Linked DNA regions of Mus musculus: region 2 is linked to region 1. Evidence: chromatin loops called from intact Hi-C (ENCODE). Cell type or tissue: gastrocnemius. All regions are shown on one strand. Each heading gives the region's core, and the rest is flanking DNA. Links, peaks and the distances in the headings are about the cores only.

Region 1 (8,336 bases), core at 263-8,262:
CCAGAGGCCTCCCTGTAATTCTTGATCTACTTCCATTTCCACAGATCTGGCACCCTTTACTGTGGTAGGGACTTGAGAGAAGAATCATATGTTAGCAGGCCATGGTGGAAAGCAGTAGCTGAAGGTGGTTAGGAGAAACTCAGACTAAGATTTAGATTTCTCAACCACATCTCTTGGACTTCCTGTCTTCCATTTTCACCAGGTGTCTGCAGACTGATATAATGAATTTAGAGGGTGTGAAGGAGATGAAACAGAACACGCTTCCCATCCCTATGTCTGAGAACTGATTGTATATCAACATCTACACATCAGATCATGCGCATGAGAAGACCCAGGGACTACAGAGTTCTCAGGACAGGACTTGTCTGAATGTTAGGCTATGGGTTTTGGGGGAAGAGGTCATTTCTTTAATTCTGAGCTCCACTATAGTTTAGACCCTGATTACCAGTCTCAACTTCTTAGGTTCAAGAAGGTTCAATGGTGAGCTGACTAAACCCCTGTGCATGTGACTCAGAATCCTGGTAATCTAAGAGCTAAGAGGATCTAGGTCTTCGATTAAACCAAGACCCACTCGAAGTTGTGCACGAGGGCTAAAATACTGACATCACATGAATTTCTAGCTGAAAGTTATTTGTTCTGCCAGTAGGATCTGATGGCCATTCTGATCAGCAATAAGGAAAGCCAGGAAGACACTCCTTTTTTTGTCCTACTTTGACAGGTCTGAGGGTACCCATGGCTTTAATTTAGATTGAGAGTCATTAATCCATGCTGAGATTTCCTTTTGGGGAAGCTGGAATGGAAATATGCTCGCAGGCCTAAAGCACCCCATCTGTGGCTCGCATCCTGAGATCCTGAGGAGATCTGTTTGTAGGTCAACCTGCACAGAGCAAAGCAGTTGATAATGGAGTGGGCAACTAGATGAGCTTGGGCTGTGTGTGGGCCTCCTGGCATCTGAGTTGTTGTCTCCAGGTGAAGGTATGGATCCATGGTGGTGGACTGGTTGTAGGATCTGCTTCCATGAATGACGGATCCACACTGGCAGCCACTGAGGAAATAGTAATTGTCGCCATCCAGTATCGCTTGGGGATCCTTAGCTTTTTCAGGTAAGCCTGGGACTGGCTGGGTAATGTGGCTGAGTAGATCATGGGCAGCCCTGTAGCTCTTCTTCCTGCTACTTCCAAGCACTAGAGACCAGGATGCCAAGGCAACATGGGTTACGTAGATATTTTTCTACAAGGAATGTTAGCTCCTTGGGGAAGGGGATAACCCATTAGATTGAAGTAGAGACTTGGATGCATACTGGATTCTGAGTGGTGAGGGAAGAGGGTATAAACTAGGTCTATGGTTTAGCATTGGACTACAGTTGCTAGAGTAGGGCCTGAGTTGGAACATGCATGAAGTGGCTAGGTATCATACTCTTGTCCTCCTTCCGTCTGTTGTTCATCTCACTGAGAAGGAGGAGCTGCTGAACAAAAGGGTGATAAAGTACTGAGCCAACTTTGCCAGACATGGGTGAGATTTCATCCCTCTCTTAACCTCTTTATGGTCAAGTTTCCATCTAGGGACCCAATGTTGGTGTGTTCCATTAGCATGCATGTGTCCTTAATTACATGATAGTCTTCAACTCAGGGCACACACAGGCAGATAACTTCTAGCTTTCAGTTACAGTTATCCCACAGAAACGGAGTGGGTGAGTCACACTTTTGTGGTGGGTGAGTCACACTTTTGTGGTAGCATTCTTTAGATTTTGCATTTGAGAGGGAGACACAAAATTAACCAAATTCCTTGCTTCACATGGAGTAGACACTGGTAGTGACACTTGTATGTATATTAGTACATTAGGTTATCTGATCCCTCAGTCCCTTGGTCATCTCATCTATGGCCCTAACCAAATTAGAGGGTCAGGCTTTGTGTCAGAGAGACCTTCACTCTTCCCTGCTGGGTGGCATATCCACAGGAACCCCAACAGTGAGAGTCTACCCTACTGGCCTGTGATGGACCATGATGAGCAGTATCTGCATCTGAACACCCAGCATGCTGTGGGTCGAGCACTGAAGGCCAGAAGGCTGCAGTTCTGGACCAAGACTCTGCCCCCAGAAGATCCAGGAGCTCAAGGGTTCTCAGGACAAGCATGCAGAGCCGTATCGTCCTGTGTCAGGAAAGGTGTGTGAGATTAAAAGCAGATGGTGTAATTCTGAGGTTACAAAGTCCATTTATTTATTTTTATTTGTTCCAACACTTATGTAAGCCTTTCTAATATCAGCATTTGCCCTTTCAGACATGTATGAAGAACAGTCTGTGTTATTTCTTATAATTCTGAGCAAACTTTCATTAGAGTCAATAATAGCTATTATAATAGTGTAGATATGAGCCCCAATGTACCCCCATCTTTTTTAACCCTTCACTGAGACTAGGCTCTTCATTCCTTCCTTCCTTCCTTTTTTTTCCTTTCTTCCTTCCTTCTTTCCTTTCATTATCTTCTCCCCATCCTCACTCTCCTCTTCGACAAGTCCCAGACCTTCTTGAAATGAAATGGGTGCTTCAGGGACTGTTGACTGCAGGAAATAGGTGGTATCAAATCCTGTATCCTCTCTCAGCATATTTATGATTACCATTAGAAAATCTGCTTTCTCTAAGTCCCTTTGCCTTAAGAATGCTGTTTCTAAAAGATCATAAACTACAAATTGGACTCATAGTGTACTGGCTAGTTTTGTGTCAACTTGACACAGCTGTAGTAATCACAGAGAAAGGAGCTTCAGTTGAGGAAATGCCTCCATGAGATCCAACTGTAAGGCATTTTCTCAATTAGTGATCAAGGGGGAAAGGCCCCTTGTGGGTGGGACCATCTCTGGGCTGGTAGTCTTGGGTTCTATAAGAAAGCAGGCTGAGCAAGCCAGGTGAGGCAAGCCAGTAAAGAACATCCCTCCATGGCCTCTGCATCAGCTCCTGCTTCCTGACCTGCTTGAGTTCCAGTCCTGACTTCCTTGGTGATGAACTGCAGTATGGAAGTGTAAGCCGAATAAACCCTTTCCTCCCCAACTTGCTTCTTGGTCATGATGTTTGTGCAGGAATAGAAACCCTGACTAAGACACATAGTATCTGTGGCCTCAGATGGGTGGAGGCTGAAATAGAAGGATTACATAAGTCTCCGGGCAAGCTAACAAGTCCCACATCTCTGAAACACACAAACAAAAAGAAAATTGTAACTTCAGTAACTTACAAATAGTAACAAACGTACAGTCTTATAAATTGTAAAATTTGGGGTCAAGATGTTCTCAGGGAAACCAGACTCAAGGATTACTGCTTGTGCCCTCTCCTGGTAGGATGTGTAAACAAGGCAGTTACAAGGATAATATTAAGTCCCTGCTGACTTGAACTGGGGGCAGGGAAGATCTTCCTGTCAGTGAGACTGACCATGTAGGATGCTTCCATTCTATATGTACAGCATTGATTTAAGTTCCCACTGCCAGCATGCCTCTGCTCATCATCTCTGGATAGACACACTAAGCTGGGTGTCAGTTAGATTTGAGACTGTTAATAATTATCTCATTTTTGATAGTTTGAGCGTGGATTGTTTTTATGGCACTATGGATTGATCTTAGGACTTGTGCATGTTGGGCAATGGTTCCACCCATGAACTACACCCTCAGACCACTGTGGGCTGTTTAAATGAAATTAAATTAATCTCTTTTAGGTGTCTGTTTTAGTAAGTCTGGGAAAATTCTCAAGGCGTGCAACTGTCATCAGATCAGATTTACAACATTCCCCCCTTGCTTCCCATCAGCCTTCCCTTGGGTCCTTTTCTGCCATCCACTGCCTTTAATCCCATTTCAAAGAAAACATGACATTGCTTTATCTTACTATACTGGGACTTGTCTCTAATCCAAAATAAATAAAATGTTTTGTGACTGGTTAGGTCACTTCACATAATGTGTTTGTTTCCTTTTATTGTTGAATGACATCCATGTGTGCACACAACACATTCTATCCACTCACCAGACTATGCACAATTGTTGCCCTTGTTTATTACCTCTGTTTTTGGAGACATGGTTTCTATGTAGCCCAGGAGTGCCCTGAACACATGATCTCACTGCCTTAGCAGTGTGGATTACAGGGTTATAGGGACACCCATCCTATGTTTGAGTTTTAATAAGTTGTATGGATATCCTCACACATTATTTTATGTGATCTCATGTATTACATTTTTGAATTTCCAATCTAGAGCAGAATTCCTATGTCATGAGACACCTGTTAAACATTTAAAGAAGTTGTAAGACCAGGGATATAGCAGTAGTAGACAGCTTGCCCTGCATGTACAAAGCCCTAGGCACCATAAAAAATAAAAAAAAAAAAGAAAGAAAAACCAGCTCAGATGATGTAGGCTTATAATCCCAGCTACTCAGAGAGCTACTGTAGCCAGGGATCACAAGTTAAGGTCAGCCTGAACTATACAGCAAAACTCCAGGCAAAACTGGAAAAATTACTTGTGGTCTATCCCCACATAAAAAGTTCCAAAAATGGCCTATAGGTGGCAATGGTTCTGCCTTTAATCCAGCACCCAGGTGGATCTCTAACCAAACCAGCTCAGTCAACAGGGTCTCAAGCAAGGGAGTGAGGGTTGAAAAAGGGAAAGTTAGACAAAATTATAACCTGACTGCAGCCCGTACTGAAGCTGAAACAGCTTCATGTCTCTCCAGCCTGCTTTTATATCATTCTAGGTATAGCCAAAAGCCATGGTCAGTTCTTAGATCAAAGACAAAGTAAAGCAAAGTGGGAAACAAGGAGATTATACAAGAAAGCAATCAAGCAGAGGCGTAAGCAAAAGGATCACACAGGCAATGATTAAGGAAAGTAGTAAGGGAGGGGATCACACAAGGAAGTAATGCAGCTAAGAAGTAAACAAAGCCCCATGGTCCCTGTTTCTGACATTCTTATCTGAGTCTACTTCCTTGTCTAACCCCAGTGACAAATGCCAAATTCCTAGAAGCAGCACCAAAAGCTCTCAACAGATCTCTGAGTTGCAGGCCAGCCTGGTCTGCAGAGGGAGTTCCAAGACAGCCAGGGCTACACAGAGAAACCCTGTCTTGACAAAAACAAAAGCAAAAACAAAACAGTACCGAAAAAAAAAATCATAAACATCTAACTAGACTTAGAGTGTTACTAAGATGGGGGAGGAGGAGAAAGAAGGAAGAAGAAAAAGAAGAGGAAGGGAGAGGAGGATGGGGATGGAGCAGGGGGAGGAGCAGGGGGAGGAGGAGGGAGAAGAGTGTGGAGGAGGGGAGGAAAGGGAGAGAAGAAGAAGAAGAAGAAGAAGAAGAAGAAGAAGAGGAGGAGGAGGAGGAGGAGGAGGAGGAGGAGGAGGAGGAGGAGGAGGAGGAGGACAGAAGGAGAAATGGAGTTGGTAGGAAAATGTGGTGGTGTGGTTGGGGGTCTTGAGAGTGAGGGGAGTAGGGTGCACTGTGTTAGTTTATGAAATTACCAAAGGGGAAACCGCCAAGGATCTGGGCACAAAGCTCAGGGGTGGAGGACTTACCTGGCACATGAGAGACCATACATCCAATTCTCTGTGTCCTCTTCAGAAGCTCTGGGGTAACTGCCTACATTGGAGCTCATTGAGTGTCCAATCTCCACATCCATTTCTTACCAACAACCAAGCTTTTTCATGTCTACCGATGATTTATAACACATTTGATAAGCTGCAGGCCTGCTGCCTCCATCAGCTCAAGCTGCCATAAGAAAAAGAGCATAAGCTGTCAGCTAGTTCAGTCATGAGATGGATATCCATGGTTCAGCACCTTGGAAGACAGAAGCAGGAGGGTTTCGTGAGCTCAAGAGCTAGCGGACTGATTATATGTATGTATGTATGTATGTATGTATGTGTATATATATATATATATATATATGAATGAATCATTACATGTGTGGCTTATAAACAATACAAATGTGTTTATAGTTGTGGAAATCACGAAGCTCAAGGTTGAGATACCAGCATATGTGCTATGTGATGAGGGCTAGCTCTCTTTGCTAAAGATGCAAAGTTGAACTTTGTGTCTTCGACTGGGCAGACAGGATAAATAATGGTGTTCAAGATCTGGACACATTGTGTTCATGTGCGAAACTATCAAAGGATAAATAAAACCCCAAGGTTCTTGGAATACAGCTCAGTGGTAGAGCACTTATCTAGAGCATGAAGACCCTAGATACAGTTCTCTGTAGTGACTTTCCAGATCTCCTGAAACAATTCTTAAAGAAGAAATTCATACTAACGTCCCATTGGAGAAGAGGTTTCACCATAGGCATGTGATACACCAACTTTCAGATCATAGCACTTAGAGGTCTCCGTATCAGTCACCAAGGTTGTGAACAATGGAAAACAACTCTATCTATTGTGTTTGGAAATCAAATGTCATCTATGATTGATATTTAAAACAATCTATTGTCAGTCCCGAGATGTAAAGTAGTATAAGTTTTATTAGAAATATGTCTGGGTATCTGTTAGCTTTTTGAGCCGGAGGCAGTGTGTGTGAGTGTGTATATCTATGCATGTGGGTGTCTATGTATGTGTATTTGTGTATGCTTATTATGTGGATGGATCTGGAGGATATCATCCTGAGTGAAGTAACCCAATCACAAAAGAACACACATGATATGGACTCACTGATAAGTGGATATTAGCCCAGAAACTCAGAATACCCAAGATACAATTTGCAAAACACATGAAATTCAAGAAGAAGGAAGACCAAAGTGTGGATACTTCGGTCTTCTTAGAAGAGGGAACAAAATTCCCATGGAAGGAGTTACAAAGTATAGAGCTGAGACTGAAGGAAGGACCATCCAGAGACTGCCCCACCCTGGAATCCATCCCATAAACAACCATCAAACCCAGACACTATTGCAGATGACATCCAAATTTTGCTGACAGGACCCTGATATAGCTGTCTCCTGTGAGCCTCTGCCAGTTCCTGGCAAATACAGAAGTGGAAGCTCACAGTCATCTATTGGATGGAACACAGAACCCCAATGAAGGAGCTAGAGAAAGTACTCAAGGAGCTGAAGGGGTCTGCAGCCCTATAGGAGGAACAACAATATGAACTAACCAGTAACCCCAGAACTCCCTGGGACTAAACCACCAATCAAAGAAAACACATAGTGGGACTCATGTCTCTATTTGCATATGTAGCAGAGGATGGCCTAGTCGGCCATCAATGGGAAGAGAGGCCCTTGGTCCTATAAAGGCTCTATGCCCCAGAATAGGTGAATGCCAGTGCCAGGAAGCAGGAGTTATATGTAAGTACACTATAGCTGTCTTCAGACACTCCAGAAGAGAGCATCAGATTTCGTTATGGATGGTTGTGAGCCACCATGTGGTTGCTGGGATTTGAACTCAGGACCTTTGGAAGAGCAGTCCGCACTCTTAACCACTGAGCCATCTCACCAGCCCCCAAAGAACCATTCTTGATAAGATATTGGCACAGCGAGTTAAGCAATATGGAAGAAACAACATGGAAAGACAGCACAGCAGAATGCCAAGGGAGGAAAACGTGCTTTCTCTTTAATTTCCATCAGCATATTTGCTATACTGTATTGACAGAGGAAATGTAAGCTGCAAAAACTGTATTTGGTAATGAGTAATAATATTCTTTTGGAAAACTCTTAACTGGTCCTAAAGGACACATTTGACCTTAATAATAGGTATCTAAACAAATCAACGAACATCCTATTTCTTGCTGAGGCCTTTGTTTAGAAATCCCGTTGATTCTGTCTCCTACTGCACTGAAATCTGAGTACAATAGGCCAAGGAAATTCAGGTGTGTACAGATTGGGCAGAGAAACAGGGATTGCTCCCATGTAACCCGAGTCTCTTCAGAGAAAACACAGAGGCCTCTGCAGCCACAATTATCCCAATGAGTGGTTAAGGTTTCCAGGGCCAGAGCAGCAGTGCTCCTGCATGCTAGCAGGGAACAGTGAGAAAGTGTGACCTTAACACCATTCAGGGTCTACCGTGTGTCTGAGAATAAACCTGCTGAAAGACATGTTCAGCCTCATGGCAAGATTATGAAATCCGGCTAATGGATATCAAAGGAAAACTTAAATGAGTCGGGAAATATGCCGTATTCCCAGGTGTGAAATTATTACCACAGAGATGGCAGTTCAATTTGGATTTAAGCTCTGAATCTACAAATGGCATTTCAAGTGAACAGGGGACTGTCTATGGAACTTTACAAGGTGATATTAAAATTTAAAACTTCACAACCAATCAAAGTCCTGAGAATGAGTGATAGTTTAATACCCGGTTACAAACGAGACATCTATGTCACCCTTTCCAAGGCTCAGGG
Region 2 (8,336 bases), core at 122-8,121, 980 kb before region 1:
TCCAAGTAGCCCAGCCTAGCCTTGAACTTGCTATGTAGCCTCTTACATTCCTGATCCTACTGACTCCCTCAGCTGCCAAGTGCTGAGAGCACAAGTATACACCACCAAGCCTGATGGTTGGGGGGGGGCATTATTTTATATCTGTTTTCATATATACATCTTGTTTCTCTCCACCCCAACTACTTCCAGAGCCTCCCCACCTCCCTACCCACCAAACTTTATGATCTTTCTCTCTTTCAAAACAAAAGCCAAGAAACAAAAGACCCCACAAAAAACCCACAAAAATGAAAATCAAAACAATCGAGCCAGACTTAAAAAAAAAAAATCCAAGCAAAGCAAAACAGAACAAAAAGGACAGACACACACACACACACACACACACACACACACCAAACCATTGAGTTTGTTTATTTGTTGGCCAAGTAACTAGTCCTGGGCATGGTGGCTGCCCTAGGAGTGAGATTTATATACCCAGTGAGACTCCATTGGAACTGTTCATCCCTTTGCCAGTTTGTATCAATTACAGATGATTTCATTATTAGGGGTAGGAGCTTGTGTCTACTTCCACTTCTCAGTGCTGGAACCCTATCTGGCTTGAATTTGTGCAAATCTGGGGTGTGCTGCCACAGTCTCTGTGAGGCCCTATGTGTATCAGTGCTGTTGTGTTGGGAAGACAACATTCTGTTGACGTAACATCACCTCTGGCTCCTACAGTCTTCCCATCTCTTCTTCCCCTAAGGTTCCTACTAATCCTGATTCTATTTTTCGCTTTTAACCTAATAAATTCTGAGTCTTCCTTTAATATGTTGTCCTTCTATTCCCAGAGTCCATTTGCTTGATTGTTTGCCCTCTAACTTACTCGGGTGAATGCATTATTGTCAAGTCTTTCCATCTCCCAATGAAAGCATTTAAAATTACAAACCTACTCTGGGTACCATTTTTTTGACACATCCAAAAAAATATTCCTGTCATTCTATTCATTTTAAATTGTCTTGCAATTTCATCTTAATTCTTTTGTCATTGAAGAATAAATTTTAATATTTAACATTTTTATATTGAATAAAGATTCAGTCTTTCTTCTGTGGTTCAAACATTTATGTTTGTTGCCCATAAACTAAGGATTATTTAGCTTTATTCAGCTAGAACTATGAGCAGGTAAAATATACCTCTCTTGATTCTGGTCACCCAAAAGCTTTGGGTACCAGTGGTCTAGCAACTGGTACCTAATGCAGGCTCTCCTTAGCTACCTGTGGTGGCTGCTCAATGGACAGGGTCTCTTAAGAGCTCTTCCAGAAGCTAGAACCAATCACTTTTGGGCTTCTCCCTTTGCAGCTCATGGCATTCGATGGCCTCGTGACTTTCAGTATTCTGTCATCTTGTCAGTACTTGCCTTGACTGGGTCCCAGGCTTCAGCAGCAGAGTCCCAGTGCACAGAGGCTTGGTAGGTTGCCAGAGTCTTCCAAGGAGAGTAGCAGGAAGTCTGCTTATTAGCCACTCAGAATGTACCCGGCCTTGTATTTGACAGTGGTGATGGAGCTCTGCAAGATGGGGAGGTGGCTGTCCAGAGCAGCCATTGGCTCTTAGCAGAGTATCTGACATGGTGGCGACTGACACAGGGCTTCCCACTTCAATGACTACTGGAGCAGTGTCTTCCAGAATAGAACCGGAAGCAGAAGCTTTTGATGAATCCAGGACAGCGGTGGCAATTTCTATGTATAACCTGAATTCTCCACTGGGCATCAACAGTGAGACTGGAGTCTCCCCGAGGATGTGCACGAAGCATTGAGAGCAGCCCCCGGGTTGTGATGCTAACAGCCTGAATCACAGACGCTGATGATTGACAGCTTTGTGGCTCTAACAAAGCCTTCAAGACTGAGAGGATCAGAGAGAAGACAACAGCTGTTTCCACTCTGTCCTTAGTCGCTTCCGGAACCCCGGGTAGTTACTAGTTCTGGTTCTGACCAAGACATGTCCCAGCTGCCAGTGGGTGCAGAGAGGGTCAGACATCTGACATCACAGCAGCAGCAGCAGCAAAATAGACAGCTTAAGTCATTTGTGGGGAAAGAAAAAAAAATGAAAATGTTTTTATAAGGCTAGTGTAACGGGACATTCCTATGACCCCAGCATTTCTGAAGCTGAGACAGGGAGACTGGGAGTTTGAGTCAAGACAGGGCCCTATAACAAGATCTTGTCAGAAAAGTATCCTCGACAATCTAATACAAAATTAGCATTCTATCTCTAGCAAAATTTAACAACACTCAACCCAACTGAAGAGCCTTTGGGAGCCTCGGGGCCTCCTAAGCTTTTGGTGAGAGACCAAGTCTCACAGGTTGGATCTATAGACCAAAGGGTCTGTGTGAAAGACCAGATCTCCACCCTGGTGATCCTAGGAGGTAGATGGCCCTTTAAAAGGCGGTGCCTTGTGGGAGCACTTCAGGTCATTGGGGATATGTGCATGTTTTTAAAAGGCATGTTGGGCCCCTAGTGGCTTCTCCTGTTTCACCTCCTGAGGAAGTAGCTTTACTCCACTACACACAAGCATCGACTTACACCAAAGCAACCAGTGATGAATTCCTCCTCTGAAACGGGCTCCAAAACACCCTTTTGTCTTTGCGAGTTTACGCCTTAGGAATTCTTTCATGACGATGGCAAGCTTGAGGTGATTTTAGCATAATTTCTATTTTTACTCACTTGAATGTCTTGCTTTTTAAAACTTGTTCAGATTCTCATTGTGTTTTAATCAACAGGTAAATTTTGAAACTATTTCACACATTTAAAAATACTGAGTAGCCTCTCTTATCCTGAATTTCTAAACTTTTATACAAAACTCCTCTCTGTATCTATTCTATATTTTGTAAACTGTATAATTTAAATGCATGCTTCTCTTTTAAAACTGATGCACTGAGTTATTAAAATTTCTATGTTAAAGCTTTTCAGTTTTACTTTTATTTATTTATTTATTTATTTATTTATTTATTTATTTAGGCATGGTCTCACGTAGCCCAGTATGGCCTCAGACTCACTATGTAGCCAAGGCTGGTCTTGAATTCCCTACCCTCTTATGTTATCTTCCAAAAAGACCAAGAAAGAACAAACCACGCCCCCCCCCCCACACACACACAGGTTAACCTATGAGTCTATGCATGAATTCTGAGAAATAGATGATCATAGAGCAGTGTGGTTGGAGAAAGAGCATGACATCCTGGTAACTAACAGTGAAAACTTCGGGAAACCTGCTTGTTGAGCTTGTAACTCCATTTACCACGTTTTCAGAAATGGGCATTCCTTTCCTGCAAGCATAGGGTGGATTCACCTCAAGCAAGGGTCTTCTTTTAACAGAGAGAAAAATCAGAGACTTCTTTTTAGGTTTTATGGCTTGCACCATCTAGGAAAAAGGCAAAGAGGGCACCTTCACTGCTTCTCTGTCTCCTCACGTCACACGGCCATGCTGTGTGGTGCTGAGTTCTGGAGCCCCATCATCATGTGCACAAGGACAGAGAGGGTAGGATAGACAGACAGAGAGGTGCTGAGGGCTGAGGTGCAAGCACTCATCCCGTGTGTGGCAAAGCACTCAAGGATGTGTCCTCTGAGATATCAGAGGGATGAGGTTCTGGAAAAGTCCATAGCAAAGTCACAGGCCATGGAGGAACAGAAGCGTGGTGGGGTTCGAGCTGAGCACTCTTGGATCTGTATGCCACTGATGTATCATGATGATGCTTGATTGTTTTTGATGCCCAGGCTGCAGTATGTCATCAGGGCCAGCAAAGCAAAGCCTCAGGTCTCGCTGCTGCCATTTCTGAATGTTTTCTCTCTTTATATCAGAAGGGTTTAGACCATAAAACCTGGCATTCCTTTTAATACAGAACATCCGTCTCGCCCAAGTGGAGTGTATAAAATCTGGTAATGAGGTACGATAAATCTACTTTCTGTGAAGATCTGGGGTCCATAATCCCACGTTTAATTAACATGCCTGAGACAGCACAGAGCCACTTGGTTTCAGCCCAGTTCTCCCTCGAGTGCACACCATCGCTCACCTGCTCCCTGCTGGCACACCTAGAGCTGTCCAAAAGCATATGCTGGAACAGAACTGGCTCAGACAGAGCCCCGAGACTGGGAACAGCATCCCTCTCTCTACTCTTGGCTTTGAGCTGCTAAAACATTATTAGCTCTCAGCCTCAAGACTGCGCAGCAGAACGCTAGGAAAGATATTCAGAACCTGCCTGAACCCAGATCAGGATTAGGGTGATTCCCTGGGGCTCTCAGTACTGAAGAAACCTAACCCAGCACCTTCCAGGGAATGAAAGGCGGAGTTCAAGAAAGGAAAGCCAGAACCTTCCATGGGTGGCTGAACACCAGCCATCAGCCCTAGACTTTCCTGACTTCTCTCTCCCTCTCCCCCTTCCCCCTCCTCCCTCCACCTCCTCCTCCTTCTCTTCTTCTTCTTCTTCTTCTTCTTCTTCTTCTTCTTCTTCTTCTTCTTCCTCTCTCTCTCTCTCTCTCTCTCTCTCTCTCTCTCTCTCTCTCTCTCTCTCTCTCTCTCTTGTTCCCTTGCTCGCTCGCTCGCTCTTTTTTCCATAAGACCATTTCCCCTTGAAGATAGCCCATCATTGACGGACTATCTCCAATGTGCACTGCATATCCCAGCAGTATAACTCAGGGGGTAGGATGGGAGTCAGCTGTCAGCCAAAGGACCAGTCTTACAAAAGTTGGCCATGCAGGGAGGTAAGAGAGGACAGAAAGGCAGCAGAGTGTGGAAGGCACAGCAGAGCCAGCGAGCCATGTTGTACATCCTACCTCTTCCAAGACAGTGGTGAGTCTCTCTAGCTCTGTGCACTAGAAAGACAAGTGAGGTTGAGGATGGAGGTTTGGGTTCCGGTGTTTACTATTCTGTGTTAAGCTGAATAGCACTTGGATTTTGTTTGGTTATTGTTGTGGTTTTGTTGTTGTTGTTGTTCTTTGGTGTAGTTTGTTTTATAAAGTGTGTCCCAGTCCCTACTATGAATTTGATCTGGGCTTAACTATACTTTCCCCAGATCCAAGAGCACATATTATTTTCCATAATCATCTATTAAGGAGGACGGAAATAGTAATTCATCCTTGGTGTCCCATCATCACAGAGAAGAGCACACAGAGTGTAGGCCGCCAGTGGTCTGCCCAGCAGCACCAGTGCGGAGTGAGCCCAGCCTGACAGGCTGAGGCCTGGACATCTGAACAGTCACCTCCTCAAACGGACATGTTGAGATCCCAACTTCAAGACGACAGTATAAGAGACTGGCCAGGTCCTGGGAGAATGCCCAGGAAGGACCCTGGGGCCTGTAATAGCAGTCTTGATTGTTCTTCTGACAGAGTTGAGAGTCACCTAAGTGACAAATCTCTGGGCATGTGTGAGGAGCATTTCCAGAGAGATTAACTGAGGTATGAAGGAACCTCCAAAGTGCATGACGCCATTCTACTGGTCCAGGATCGAATAAGAAGAAAGCGATTGAAGCTCCAGCATTCATGACTCTCTGCTTCCTGGCTGGACACGTGATCAGCTGCCTCTATTTCCTGTGGCCATGAATCCCCCCACCATGATGGGCTAGACCCTTCCACTGTGAGCCAGAATACAACCTTCCTTCCAAAGTAGATTTTTGGTCAGGGATTTTGTCGTACCGAGGAGAAAAGTAACGACGTCTCTGGGAAATCGGTCCCAGAGATGTCCCTTGCTGCTTCTACCATACCTGAACCACCTTAGGACTCTGAACTAGGAAACAGTCCTCAGCTGACCCCAGCCACTGCTAGGTCCTCCTACTGAGGACCTATGCTCAGGATCATGAGCCTGCAGACTCAGCACTGAAGGAATGAGAATCTGCTGTCCCCAAGTTGCCTGGCCTGTGGTATTTTGATACAGCAGCCCAGTACAAAGTCAGTATTCACCTCTTAGGAGGAACAAAGGCCTTGGAGCTCCCACTGCCAAGTTCCCCTAACTTCTCTGGGCTTCTGTTTCTCCTTCTCACTCTATGCTGTATTTTTATTAGAACCGATGAACAGGCCAGCACATCAGCTCAGAGCTAGGCAGGAAGCTTGCCCACTTTGCCAGCCCCTCCTGGTGTCCATTTTTTTTTCAAACATCGAATATTAGAAAATCTTTGTCCTTTGTCCTAGTTTTGTAAGCAAGCCAGTAAGGACCCACACTGTTGATGACTTGGGTAGGTCCTAGTCTTGGTTCTGATATCTACTGGACATCAGCTTCCTGGTCTTTGGGTTGTGGTTCCACCCCTTCTGAAACGGCAGCTGTCTATCTCTTATCGGGGAAGCTTTTGCGGGGATAGCAACCTACCTGTCAGTACATGAGAGGCACAGTAGTTCTGGGTTGCTGTAGAGATGAGGACCACTGACCATCAACTGTTAATCTTGACTGCCAGCTAGAACTAAATATCTAAGTGTGTCTGTGGAGAAGTTTCTAGGCTGGTTAAATGAGAAGCCCCATTCCATGAGCTGGGATCTCCTAAAAAGCAGGGGTGGGAGGGGGCTGGGGCAAAGGCGACTAAGCAACAGCATTCAGTACTCTCTGCTCCCTGACTGGGGATACAATGCAGGGAGCTGCCACAAGCTCCTGCCATCTTGACTTTCTCACCTAGGACTGCAGACCCAACTAAGTTGCTCCTCCTTTAAGTTGGTTTCGTCAAGTATTCTGTCACAGAAGGAGATAAAGCCACTAATACACCCAAGCACAAATGTATCGAATAACAGGAAGGCACCCGAAGCAGCCAGGCATGGACTTCCCAAATGACTCTGAGGGAGTCTTAGTACTCCCTCGGAGTACTATGTACTCATAGTCTATAGTACTCATCTATAGAACAGGTGAGCTCCTTCCTAATCAGAAACTAAACTTGATGGGAAGAGCCCAGGCTGGGTGTTGTCGTGTTTTATCTTAAAGCATGCAGGAACTGCCTTAGCTCCTCCAGTCAGGGTAAGAATAGCCGCTCAAGACGAGTCTGAGCTACCCACCCTGCTCCACGTCCTTCAAGGAGAACCAACCCAATCTGTGTCTCAACTCTTTGGTCCCAACTTCAAATAAGTAGGGATGTTTCTGTGGCTTCCTCGCAAATAGCTTGTAGTCTCAGATCAGAACGGAACGGAATGGATGCTCTGAGGCATGCTGGGAGTTCTGCCAGTTTGGAGGAGGGGTAGATAATTAAGGAAATCATGGTGAATTAAGCTTTCTGCAATGAAGCGCAAACATCTTTTCACAAACAGCGGCACCCTGTTAGCTTATGTTTTGCCAGAGAGAGAGGCAGGGTCTATCCACCGGGGTTTTCAGCCTGGTAAAACACATCTGGCTAGGAAGCCAAATATTTAAGGGTCATTAAAATCCCAGACTCCCTTTGCCAAGAACTTTTCTCCTTTGTTATTCAAGTGCAGAGCAGTTATGGAAAATGCATCCCATATGGTTTGTGAGGCATTCCTATTTACTCCACCAAACCGCGGCTTTGAAAGAGCTTTTTGATGTCAAAGATGCGTTCAGATTTTATAGACTTTTCCAGTACAGCTTTTAAGGCATCTCCCTTTGAACCCGAAATATTTGCCAAGAGTAAACAGAACCAAAAACCACAAGGGGTCAAGAGCTTTGTTGCAAACTAAGACCTCAGCTTTATCTAGAGCTTCCAGAGGTTTGAGGCCCCACCCCCAAAAAAAGCTTCACAAAAGATCATGTTTCCTGCATAAGTTACATGAAAATAAATACTCTAATGTATTCCTATTTTATTAATAACGTAACACCCTCACCCACCACCTCCCACCAAGAAGCAAGGATGGAAGATAGTCACACACTTAAACTATTAACAGAACTTTGGAAAGTTGGAAAAAAAATAAAAATGTCTCCAAGTCAAAAAGCAGAGTGTATTTATAAATTCTTTTTCAGTGAGGGTTTCTCCACTGTAATGGGCAAAGCAAACAGGCACAGACCTCGGAAGAGCTTGAAGATCCTGGAGCACACAGACCTTCCAGGGCTCTCAGAACAGAGAGAGTGTTTGAGAATAGTTCCTTTTGATAGATGGGGAAACTGAGGACCAGATCCCTGCATTGGCCAACAGCGGAATCCAGGACTTGGAGCTCCCAACCAGTCTTCTTTCCTCTCTTCCTCTTCCCATTCTCGCCCTTCTCCCACTCAGCTTCTGTGACCTTAGGGGCATCCTCCAACACATGTCTCCTCTGTCCCTTAAGTTCTTTCTCCACTCAGGGAGACAGTGCCTTCTTAGGTCATTCACGAGCATCTACTTAGGATTCCATAGGTGTACATGAGTGTCTGAGCAAATCTTTCACCACTTGCTCTACCACAGCACCACTCGCTGCCT

Evidence for each region. Peaks named below come from ENCODE experiments on the same cell type or tissue, not always from the same donor. Only the 100,000 strongest peaks of a DNase experiment are listed, where the experiment ranks them.
Region 2: it touches region 1 in a loop (12-fold over the local background); 7 of 42 quality-filtered maps call a loop at or near these places.

The regions. Positions count from the first base shown.
Region 1 is chr8:104,785,553-104,793,888 of GRCm38, forward strand. It overlaps the pseudogene Gm6831. Among named protein-coding and RNA genes, the nearest start is that of 4932416K20Rik, 5.1 kb to the right of the region's middle. In gastrocnemius, for the core only: CTCF peaks have their summits at 3,323 (motif pointing left) and 4,522 (motif pointing right); a DNase peak (open chromatin) is centred at 4,541.
Region 2 is chr8:103,806,884-103,815,219 of GRCm38, forward strand. No RefSeq gene overlaps it. Among named protein-coding and RNA genes, the nearest start is that of Gm39235, 88 kb to the left of the region's middle. In gastrocnemius, for the core only: no CTCF peak of the experiment used is centred there; DNase peaks (open chromatin) are centred at 4,062 and 7,154; H3K27ac peaks cover 608 bases.